2 separate regions of the Homo sapiens genome follow, and region 2 is linked to region 1. Evidence: chromatin contacts called from ENCODE Hi-C or POLR2A ChIA-PET data. All regions are on one chromosome and are shown on one strand. Each heading gives the region's core, a stretch centred on a gene start or an enhancer-like site at or near the end of the contact. The rest is flanking DNA. Distances are from core to core; before and after follow the strand shown.

Evidence for each region. A loop is a pair of places that touch in the nucleus more often than their neighbours do. ChIA-PET counts read pairs that join two places held with the same protein, here RNA polymerase II (POLR2A).
Region 2: a loop to region 1 is called in a map of HCT116, with 4 times the contacts of the local background. The contact joins two enhancer-like sites. A Hi-C loop is called at or near these places in 1 of 168 maps with a recorded cell type or tissue (HCT116). POLR2A ChIA-PET finds 5 or more read pairs at or near these places in 3 of 52 experiments (A673, H1 and activated naive CD4-positive, alpha-beta T cell).

Annotation. Positions count from the first base shown.
Region 1 is chr14:34,585,648-34,590,761 of GRCh38, reverse strand. It overlaps SNX6 (sorting nexin 6), which reads left to right. Exons shown (of 14, transcript NM_152233.4): 9 at 4,457-4,532. Among named protein-coding and RNA genes, the nearest start is that of SNX6, 42 kb to the left of the region's middle. Within about 2 kb of position 1,366, at least 2 of the 41 ENCODE cell types and tissues checked have a DNase peak (open chromatin) inside an H3K27ac peak, as active enhancers do.
Region 2 is chr14:35,411,315-35,416,452 of GRCh38, reverse strand. No RefSeq gene overlaps it. Among named protein-coding and RNA genes, the nearest start is that of NFKBIA, 9.1 kb to the right of the region's middle. Within about 2 kb of position 3,037, at least 8 of the 41 ENCODE cell types and tissues checked have a DNase peak (open chromatin) inside an H3K27ac peak, as active enhancers do.

The sequences.
Region 1 (5,114 bases), core at 117-2,616:
GTAATACCTAGAAGTAGAATGCCTGAGTCATGTGGTAAATGAATATTTAACTTTTTAAGAAACTACCAATTTTTTTTTCCACAATGGTTGTACCATTTTGCATTCCCACGAGCAGGGCATGAGAGTTCCAGTTGCTCCACATCTTTGCCAACAAGGATAGTCAGTCTTTTTTTTTTCCCCAGTGGAATTTGAAGTCTTTTTAACTTTATTCAAGTAGGTCAGTGGTGGTAACTCAGTGTGGTTTAGATTTGTATTGTCCTAATGACTGTTGAGGTTCAACATCTTTTCTTGTGTCCTTCTTCCTTCAGCTTTATTCTTTTTTTTTTTTTTTGAGACGAAGTCTTGCTCTGTCGCCCAGGCTGCTGGAGTGCAGTGGCGGAATCTTGGCTCACTGCAAGCTCCACCTCCTGGGTTTACGCCATTCTCCTGCCTCAGCCTCCCGAGAACCTGGGACTACAGGTGCCCGCCACCACGCCCGGCTAATTTTTTGTATTTTTAGTAGTGACAGGGTTTCACTGTGTTAGCCAGGATGGTTTCAATCTCCTCACCTCGTAATCTGCCCACCTCAGCCTCCCAAAGTGCTGGGATTACAGGCATGAGCCACTGCTCCTGGCCCCAGCTTTATTCTTGTTGTTGTTGTTTTTTGTTGTTGTTGTTGAGACAGGGTCTCGCTCTGTCACCCAGGATGAGTGTATTGGTGCAAACATGGCTCACTGCATCCTCAATCGATCCTTCCACTTCAGCCTGCCAAGTAGCTGGGACCACAGGCATGCGCCACCATGCGTGGCTAATTTTTGTTGTTGCTGCTGAGGGGGTAGAGACAGGGTCTTGCTATGTTGCTTGGGTTGGTCTTGAACTCCTGGACTCAAGCAGTCCTCTCACCTTGGCCTCCCAAAGGGCTGACATGAGCCACCAGACTCCATTTTTTTTTTTCCCTAGACAGAGTCTCTCTCTGTCTATCCAGGCTGGAGGGCAGTGGCACAATCTTGGCTCACTGCCCCACCCCCGTCTCGTGGGTTCAAGTGATTCTCATGCCTCGACCTTCCCCATAGGATTACAGGTGTGTGTCACCATGCCTGGCTATCTTTTGTATTTTTTTTTAGAGATGGGGTTTTGCCATATTGCCCAGGCTGGTCTCGAACTCCAGGTTTGAAGTGATCCGCCCACCTCAGCCTCCCAAAGTGCTGGGATTACAGGCGTGAGCCACTGTGCCCAATCCCAACTTTATTATTTATCACAGTTGTTTTTGACCCTTCTTAGAATCTTTATGTTTTCTTTGTTTTTTGTTTTGTTTTGTGTTTTTGTTTTTGTGAGACAGAGTCTCATTCTGTTGCCCAGGCTGGAGTGAGTGGCGTGATCTCAGCTCACTGCAACCTGCACCTGCTGGGTTCAAGCAGTTCTGCCTCAGCCTCATGAGTAGCTGGGATTACAGGCACATACCACCAAGCCTGGCTAATTTTTGTATTTTTAGTAGAGATGGGGTTTCACCATGTTGGCCAGGCTGGTCTCAAACTCCTGACCTCAGGTGATCTGCCCACCTCGGCCCCCAAAGTGCTGGGATTACAGGCGTGAGCCACCGCCCTCAGCCCTAGAATCTTTATATTTTCTTTTTCCTTTTATTGATACAGAATCTCACTCTGTCACCAAGACTGGAGGCTGGAGTGCAGTGACGTGATCTTGGCTCACTGCAACCTCCGCCTCACAGGTTCAGGCAATCCTCGTGCCTCAGCCTCCCGAGCAGCTGGGACTACAGATGCATGCTACCACACCTGGCTAATTTTTGCATTTTTAGTAGAGACAGAGTTTTGCCATGTTGGCCAGGCTGGTCTTGAACTCTTGACCTCATGTGATCGACCTGCCTCAGCCTCCCAAAGGAGGGAGCGATTACAGGTGTGAACCACTGCCCTCAGCCCTAAAATCTTTATATTTTCATATGAATTTTAGAATCAGCTGTCTTTTTCAACACAAGGGCCTGCTGGGATTTTGATTGGGATTGTGTAGATTCTATAGATTAATTTGGAGAGAACTGGCATCTTAACAATATTGATCCTTCTGATACATTAATATAGCATATTTCCACTGACTCAGGTCTTCGTTAATTTATCTCAGCAGTGTTTTGTAGTTTTCATTGTATAGATCTTATACATCTTTAGTCAGATTGGTTCCTGATTATTTGGTTTTTTATGCTATTATAAGTTTTATGTTTTATTAGGCTGGAGACAGTGACTCAAACCTGTAATTCCAGCACTTTAGGAGGCTGAGGTGGGTGGATCGCTTGAGCTCAGGAGTTCGAGACCAGCCTGGGCAACATGGTGAAACCCAATCTTTGCAAAAAATAGGCCGGGTATGTTGGCTCATGCCTGTAATCCCAGCATTTTGGGATGCTGAGGCAAGGGGATCACATTAAGTCAGGAGTTCGAGGTCAGCCTCGCCCACATGATGAAACCACATCTCTGGCTGGGCGCAGTGACTCACACCTGTAATCCCAGCACTTTGGGAAGCTAAGGCGGGCCGATCACAAGGTCAAGAGATCGATACCATCCTGGCTAGCACGGTGAAACCCTGTCTCTACTAAAAATACAAAAAATTAGCTGGGCGTGGTGGCGGGCGCCTGTAATCCCAGCTACTCAAGAGGCTGAGGCAGGAGAATGATGTGAACCTGGGATGCAGAGCTTGCAGTGAGCTGAGATTGTGCCACTGCACTCCAGCCTGGGTGACAGAGTGAGACTCTGTCTCAAAAAGAAAAAAAAAAAAGAAACCCCATCTCTACTAAAAATACAAAAATTAGCTGGGCATGGTGGCATGCCCCTGTAGTCCCAGCTACTTGAGAGGCTGAGGCACGAGAATCACTTGAACCCGGGTGGTGGAGGTTGCAGTGAGCCAAGACCCCACCACTGCACTCCAGCCTGGGTGGCAGAGTCAGGCCTTATCCCTCCCCCGCCAAAAAAAAAAAAAAAAAAAAATTAGCCAACCGTGGTGGCATGTGCCTGTGGTCCCAGCTACTTGGGAGGCTGAGGTGGGAGAATCACTTGAGCCCAGGAGCTTGAGACTGCAGTGAGCCGTGATCATGCCACCGTGCTCATGCCTGAGCAACAGAGTGAGACCCTGTCTCCAAATAAATAAATTTTGTTTGTTTGTTTGTTTTGAGATGGAGTCTAGCTCTATCGCCCAGGATTTTTGTCTCCAAAATCTTAGATGCCCTTTTTTTTTTTTTTTTTTTTTTTTTTTTGAGATGGAGTCTTGCTCTGTCGCCCAGGCTGGAGTGCAGTGGCACGATCTTGGCTCACTGCAACCTCCACCTCCCGGGTTCACGCCATTCTCCTGCCACAGCTTCCCGAGTAGCTAGGACTACAGGTGCCTGCCACCACACTCGGCTAATTCTTTTGTATTTTTAGTAGAGATGGGGTTTCACCGTGTTAGCCAGGATGGTCTCAATCTCCTAACCTCATGATCTGCCCGCCTTGGCCTCCCAAAGTGCTGGGATTACAGGCATGAGCCACCGTGCCCGGCCATGTTATGTTTTTTAAAATTTCAATTTCAAATTGTTCTTTGCTAATACATAGAAACACAGCATATTTTTTTCAATATTGATCTTATATCCTGCAACCTTGCTAAATAAACTCACTTATTAGTTCTAGTAATTATTTTGTAGATTCCTTAGGATTTTTACATAGATGATCATGTCACGTCTATTAATGAAGAAAGTTATACTTCTTATTTTCCAGTTGTTTTTTTTTTTTTTTTTTTTTTTTTGAGACAGAGTCTTGCTCTGTTGCCCAGGCTGGAGTGCAGTGGTGTGATCTCGGCTCACTGCAACCTCCGCCTCCCGGGTTCACGCCATTCTCCTGCCTCAGCCTTTCCAGTAGCTGGGACTACAGGTGCCCACTACCATGCCCGGCTAATATTTTGTATTTTTAGTAGAGACGGGGTTTTACCGTGTTAGCCAGGATGATCCTAATCTCCTGACCTCATGATCCACCTGCCACGGCCTCCCAAAGTGCTGGGATTACAGGCATGAGCTACTGCGCCCGACCTCCAATTTGTTTTTTTGTTTGAGACGGAGTCTTGCTCTGTCACCCAGGCTGGAGTGCGGTGGCGTGATCTTGGCTCACTGCAACCTCTGTGTCCTGGGTTCAGATGATTCTCCTGCCTCAGCCTCCCGAGTAGCTGGGATTACAGGCATGTGCAACCACACCTGGCTGATTTTTTTATTTTTGATAGAGATGGGATTTCACCATGTTGGCCCAGCTGGTCTCAAAACTCCTGACCTCAGGTGATCTGCCTGCCCCAGCCTCCCAAAGTGTTGGGATTACAGGCATGAGCCACCATGCCTGTTGCTTGCGTTATTTTCTTTACTAGAGTGTCTCATATTACACATTGTTTGAGAGGTAATTGCTCAGTAAGTATTTTTAAATCTATGAATAGGTATACTAAATTCTTAAAACTTTCTCCATAGGTGCTGCAGATGATTACAATAGAATTGGTTCTTCATTATATGCTTTAGGAACTCAGGATTCTACAGATATATGCAAGTAAGTGTTCTAATTTAAAACGTGAAATAGGCTGGGCGCGGTGGCTCACGCCTGTAATCCCAGCACTTTGGGAGGCGAAGGTGGGTGGATTAAGAGGTCAGGAGTTCAAGACCAGCCTGACCAACACGGTGAAACCCCGTCTCTACTAAAAATACAAAAATTAGCCAGGCGGGGTGACACACACCTGTAATCCCAGCTACTCAGGAGGCTGAGGCAGGGATTGTTTGAACCTGGGAGGCAGAGGTTGCAGTGAGCTGAGATTCCACCTTTGCACTCCAGCCTGGGCAACAGAGTGAGACTCCATCTCAAAAAAAATAAATAAATAAAACATGAAATATAGCTGGGCACAGTGGCTCATGCCTGTAATCCCAGCACTTTGGGAGGTGGAAAACCTGAGGTCCGGAGTTCAAGACCAACCTGGCCAACATTGCTAAACCCTATCTCTACCAAAAAATACAAAAATTACCCAGGTGTCGGTGGTGTGTGCCTGTAATCCCAGCTAGCTACTCGGGAGGCTGAGGCACAAGAATCACTTGAACCCGGGAGGCGGAGGTTGCAGTGAGCCAAGATCATGCTGCTGCA
Region 2 (5,138 bases), core at 1,788-4,287, 820 kb before region 1:
AAGTCTGGGGGCGGGAAGGGGTGACAGCCTGTCTGTGAGAGCCCTGACATTTTGAAAGCACCAAACTCACTGTCACCCTGAGCTTTTCCTGTGGGGAGCAACAGAGGTGGGGGCTTTTACCCTCCCTTGTGGGCAGGGCTCGAAAGCAAATTTCCCTGCTGAGTTTTCCTTTTGTGGTGCCTGTGACCACGAAGGAGGCTGCCCCAGGAATCCCCACCTATTTTTAGCCTCAGTTCAACACCCTGCAGACAACAACCCTCCCATATACCTCTAAGTTAATTTCCAGTCTTGTCACTGAGCTGGCCTGACAAATCGATAGACTCAATCTTGCTAGTGAAAAGACAAAGTGAGAAGGTTAAGGCCTTTAACAACAGAAAGCTGCAGTGATGCCCTGAGGCTCAATACGTCAAATAGCCTCCTGTACCACTTTTATAAAACAATTTAGTATATGTTCATATGTAATAGTATTTGAATGAAGTTCTCTGTGCCCAAAGTCCAAGATGTGAAGTCTACCCGGATCTAAACTGCCTAGGGTTTCCTCTTCAAGGGAAACTTTCCTGGGAAATCAGTTGTTCCAGATGTTGCCTTAGTCAGACTGCAAAGCATACATCATTCTCTGTACACCAATGGGCTTTTCATTTTAAATATTATTGGTTTATGTATACTCTGTTAAACTGGGTCAAGCTCTTGAGCTTATGAAATTTTGGTGTTGCAAATACCTCTGCTTCTGAAAGCCATTAAAGAGCACCCCAGAAGGGCAGCAGGTGGGCCTTGGCCACCACACCCCTACCTGGGCCAGCCAGTCATATGTCCATGGGCCGTTAGCCTTGCAGTCCTCAATGAGAGGTCTAAGTATGCATCACTTTGTCAGATGGCCTTTCAACCAACAACACTCATTCTCATTCTGCTTCCTTCCCACCATTCTATGTCCCCAGTACATTTCTAACATGGGGAATACTCCAGGCAAATGCTCATCTATTCCTCTAAACTAGAGCTTCTGCCCCAATTTCCTGTTAGATATCTTGCCCTGGGGAACTGGACTAAGCAAGCCTCCAGGACATCACCTATCTCCTTAACTCCTTAACTGAAGGTTTGAAAAGGAGCCTTCCTCCTCTACCCTGGGCTCCACCCCAGAGGTTACTCTCAGGCAACAGAAAAGAAAAGAAGAGAAGGAGGACACTATCTAGGTCTATTTATAATCTGTTCACTTCTACTCACATTCAATTCCTCTAGGATAGGATGGGATATGGTGGCTCTGATGTGCCCCCATCCTCCTAATAGCCTTTATTTCAGAGTGTCTGCATCCTTTGTAAAATGGGAATGGTAACACTTTACTTGCCTGAAAGCAGAAGCTGGACCCGATGGCCTCTTGAGATAATTTCTAGATAGAAAAGAATGAAATCGATTGCATGCAAAGTGAGGTATTAACAGAGGAGGAGGGTCCAAGAAAAATTATGACAGGTATGAAGCAAAGGGGATACTCATGCCTGAATCAATGGCAAGGGAAGCCCAGGGTAAGAGAGACACAGAAGAAATGAATGTCTCCTCCCCACCCAGCAGCCCCTGCCCCACCCAACACTATTCTGTGTTTAACTAGGGACACAAGCAATAACTAAGCAGTATAAGACAATATGTGGCCCAATATTCAAGGCAAGCTGTAAAAGCTAGCAGGATTTAGAAGAGGGCAGAGGGCTCCAAGAAGAGGAAGACAGAAAAGGAGTTTTGGAAAGGGTGGGTCCTGGCAAGGAAGCTGAAAGAAGGTGGTCCTAGGACAGGCAGGGAGAGGCCTGCATGAAGGCCAGAGCAGCTGGCACAGTGTTGGTGCTCGGGGGAAATGGTGATGAGGAGTGGCTGGGCAGGGTAGAGTCTGACTCTGGAGGACTTTAAATGCAGCTGAGGAATTCAGACCGTTTCCTGCAGCCCATGGAAGGTCAACAGAGGCTCTGTTACAGGAAATGATATAATGAAAATGCATATTAGAAGCCTCAGTGAAAAGAGATTTAGGCTGGGCACGGTGGCTCATGCCTGTAATTCCAGCACTTTGGGAGGCCGAGGTGAGTGGATCACCTGAGGTCAGGAGCTTGAGACCAGGCTGACCAACATGGTAAAACCCCGTCTCTACTAAAAATACAAAAATTAGCCAGGCGTGGTGGCACATGCCTGTAATCCCAGCTACTTGGGAGGCTGAAGCAGGAGAATTGCTTGAACCCAGGAGGCGGAGGTTGCAGTGAGCCGAGATCGCGCCATTGCACTCCAGCCTGGGCAACAAGTCAAAAAAAAAAAAAAAAAGAAAAAGAAACAAAAGAGAGATTTAATTGTATAATTGTAATATTTTTAGACTGCTTGGTTTTTTTTAATCACAGGAAGGTATTCTGTTTCAACTTTAAAAATAATTCATTTTTGCCAGGCTTGCGCCTGTAATCCCAGCACTTTGGGAGGCCAAGGAGGGTGGGTTGCCTGAGTTCAGGAGTTCGAGACCAGTCTGGCCAACATGGTGAAACTGCGTCTCTACTAAAAATACAAAAATTAGCTGAGTGTGGTGGCAGGTGCCTGTAATCCCAGCTACTGGTGAGGCTGAGGCAGGAGAATCACTTGAACCTGGGAGGCAGAGGTTGCAGTGAGCCGAGATCACACCATTGCACTCCAGCCTGGGCAACAGAGCAAGACTCCATCTCAAAACAACAACAATAACAAAAAGTACCAAGAAGCTACCATGGTACAACTCAGCCCGCACTACCGTGGGGACAGTGAAGATGGAAGGAAGAGGATGGTCCGGGTATCGTGTCAATAGCAGGATGCACTGAGCTGACTGGCAACAGGCACTGAAGGAAAACTAACACTCACAGATAAAGTGGGGGTCTTTCCTTTGGGACTGTGTTAAGTGATGTACCACAATCACAACTTCATATCCAGTCTCGGTGTACCTCCTCAACTCAACATTCCTAAATTCCTCTTCTCAAGAATCGGTGATGCCTCAGAGAAAACTTCTTCCACAAATGGCCAGAAGATGTCACTGCAGACAGCACCATGCATATACTGTGTTCCTCATGTTGGTGTTCTGCCCTGCCATTTGTGAAGGGAAAATTCCCCCTCGGCTCCCTCCCTAACTCCCATAGCCCCTGCTCCTGCTCTGTGTGTAGCCTCTTCCCTTTACCCTGTGACTCCCCTCCTCCTGCCCTGAAATCCAGCGAGGTGCTTTCCTGATGCCCTGGCAACCTGGAGATGAACCTGATCCCTAAAGGCGGAAGAGCCAACATCGAGACTGGGTTATCTGTGTGCTTCCCTACTCTCTATTCATGATGTTCATTTAGATTTCTAGCAAAACCCATACCTGTGCTGTCAACCTCACCCATTTCCACCTAGCTTCTTGAGTTTCAATCAATGAGTACAGGGGCACCCCATTCCCTCTTTTCTCACACTCCTCCAAACTGGCCCAATTTTCAAATATTAGCATTTAAAGATTTGGTGATGCATTAATCTGCTTCACTTTCTGAAAATATCAGTGTTTTTGGCCAAATAATCACTACACGTTAGCCTATGAACAGCCCTGGGATATAAGAAATGATGAATATTCCTAAGCCAAGCTAAGTGGCTTATCCAAATGGATTGTGTCACAGTCATGGGACTGGACTCTGACAGCTGACACCTGGTAACAAAGAAAAAATGTTCCAGGCCAATTTCTCCCTTTTTTTCTGCTCATGGCTTCTATTTGTGATCCTTCTCACTCTGTTTCTCATTTGCTTTCAGTGGTTAAAAATAGGCCGAGCAACCGTGGCTCACACCTGTAATCCCAACACTCTGAGAGGCTGAGGCAGGCAGATCACGAAGTCAGGAGATCGAGACCATCCTGGCCAACCTTGTGAAACCTTGTCCCTACTAAAAATACAAAAATTAGCCGGGAATGATGGTGCGTGCCTGTAATCCCAGCTACTCAGGAGGCTGAAGTAGGAGAGCCACTTGAACCTGGGAGGCGGAGATGGCAGTGAGCCGAGATCACGCCACTGCACTCCAGCTTGGCAACAGAGTGAGACAACATCTCAAAAAAAAAAAAAAAAAAAAAAAAAAAAAGAAAAGAAAAGAAAAAAATAGGCTGAGCACGGTGGCTCACGCCTGTAATCCCAGATTTTGGGAGGCCAAGGTGGATGGATCACTTGAGGTCAGGAGTTCAAGACCAACATGGCAAAACCCCCCATCTCTACAAATAATACAAAAATAAGCTAGACGTGGTGATAGGCGCCTGTAGTCCCAGTTACTAGGGAGGCTGAGACATGAGAATCACTGGAACCCAGGAAGCGGAGGTTGCAGTGAGCCAAGATCACACCACTGCACTCTAGCCTGGGGAGCAGAGCGAGACTCTGTGTCAAAATAAATAAATAAATAAACAAACAAACCTGGCCAGGCTAGGTGTGGTGGCTTACGCCTATAATCCCAGCACTTTGGGAAGCTGAGGCAGGTGGATCACCTGAGATCAGGAGTTGGAGGCCAGGAACATGGCGAAACCCCATGTCTACTAAAAATACAAAAATTAGCCAGGTGTGGTAGCACATGTCTGTAATCCCAGCTGCATGGGAGGCTAAGGCAGGAAGATTGCTTGGGCCCAGAAGGTCAAGACTTCAGTGAGCAATAATCGTGCTACTGCACGCCATCGTGGGTGACAGGGTGAGATCCTGTCTCAAAAAAAAAAAAAAAAAAAAATCAACCTAAGAAAAACTTTCAGAAACTATATTTTTGTGGTACCGTTCCCCACTAATAGCCTCAGAGACAAATCTCAATTTCTAATACTCATCCAAGCACTCCGGTGTTTTACTCCAGATAATAGAGGCTCTAAAAGGAAGTCTGAGAAAGGCATTATTTTAGCACTTACAAGAAAGGGCTCAGGAACAAGCTTCCTAAATCCTTACTCTGTAATATGAATCTATCTCTTAGCAGCTCTGATTCTGTTTTCCTTTTTCCTAAATGATTCCCAAGACCTTAGACCGTAGGGGGGAAAGGATCTACCTCTCCATGTGGTTTCCGTTGGTGGATACAGCTTAGGCCCCCTCTGAGAAGGATCATGAGCTCCTCACCTAATTTCAGTGCCAAAGAACAAGGGCCTCATATCATTTATGTCTCATCCCCTGCCAAGTACCAGGCTCTTG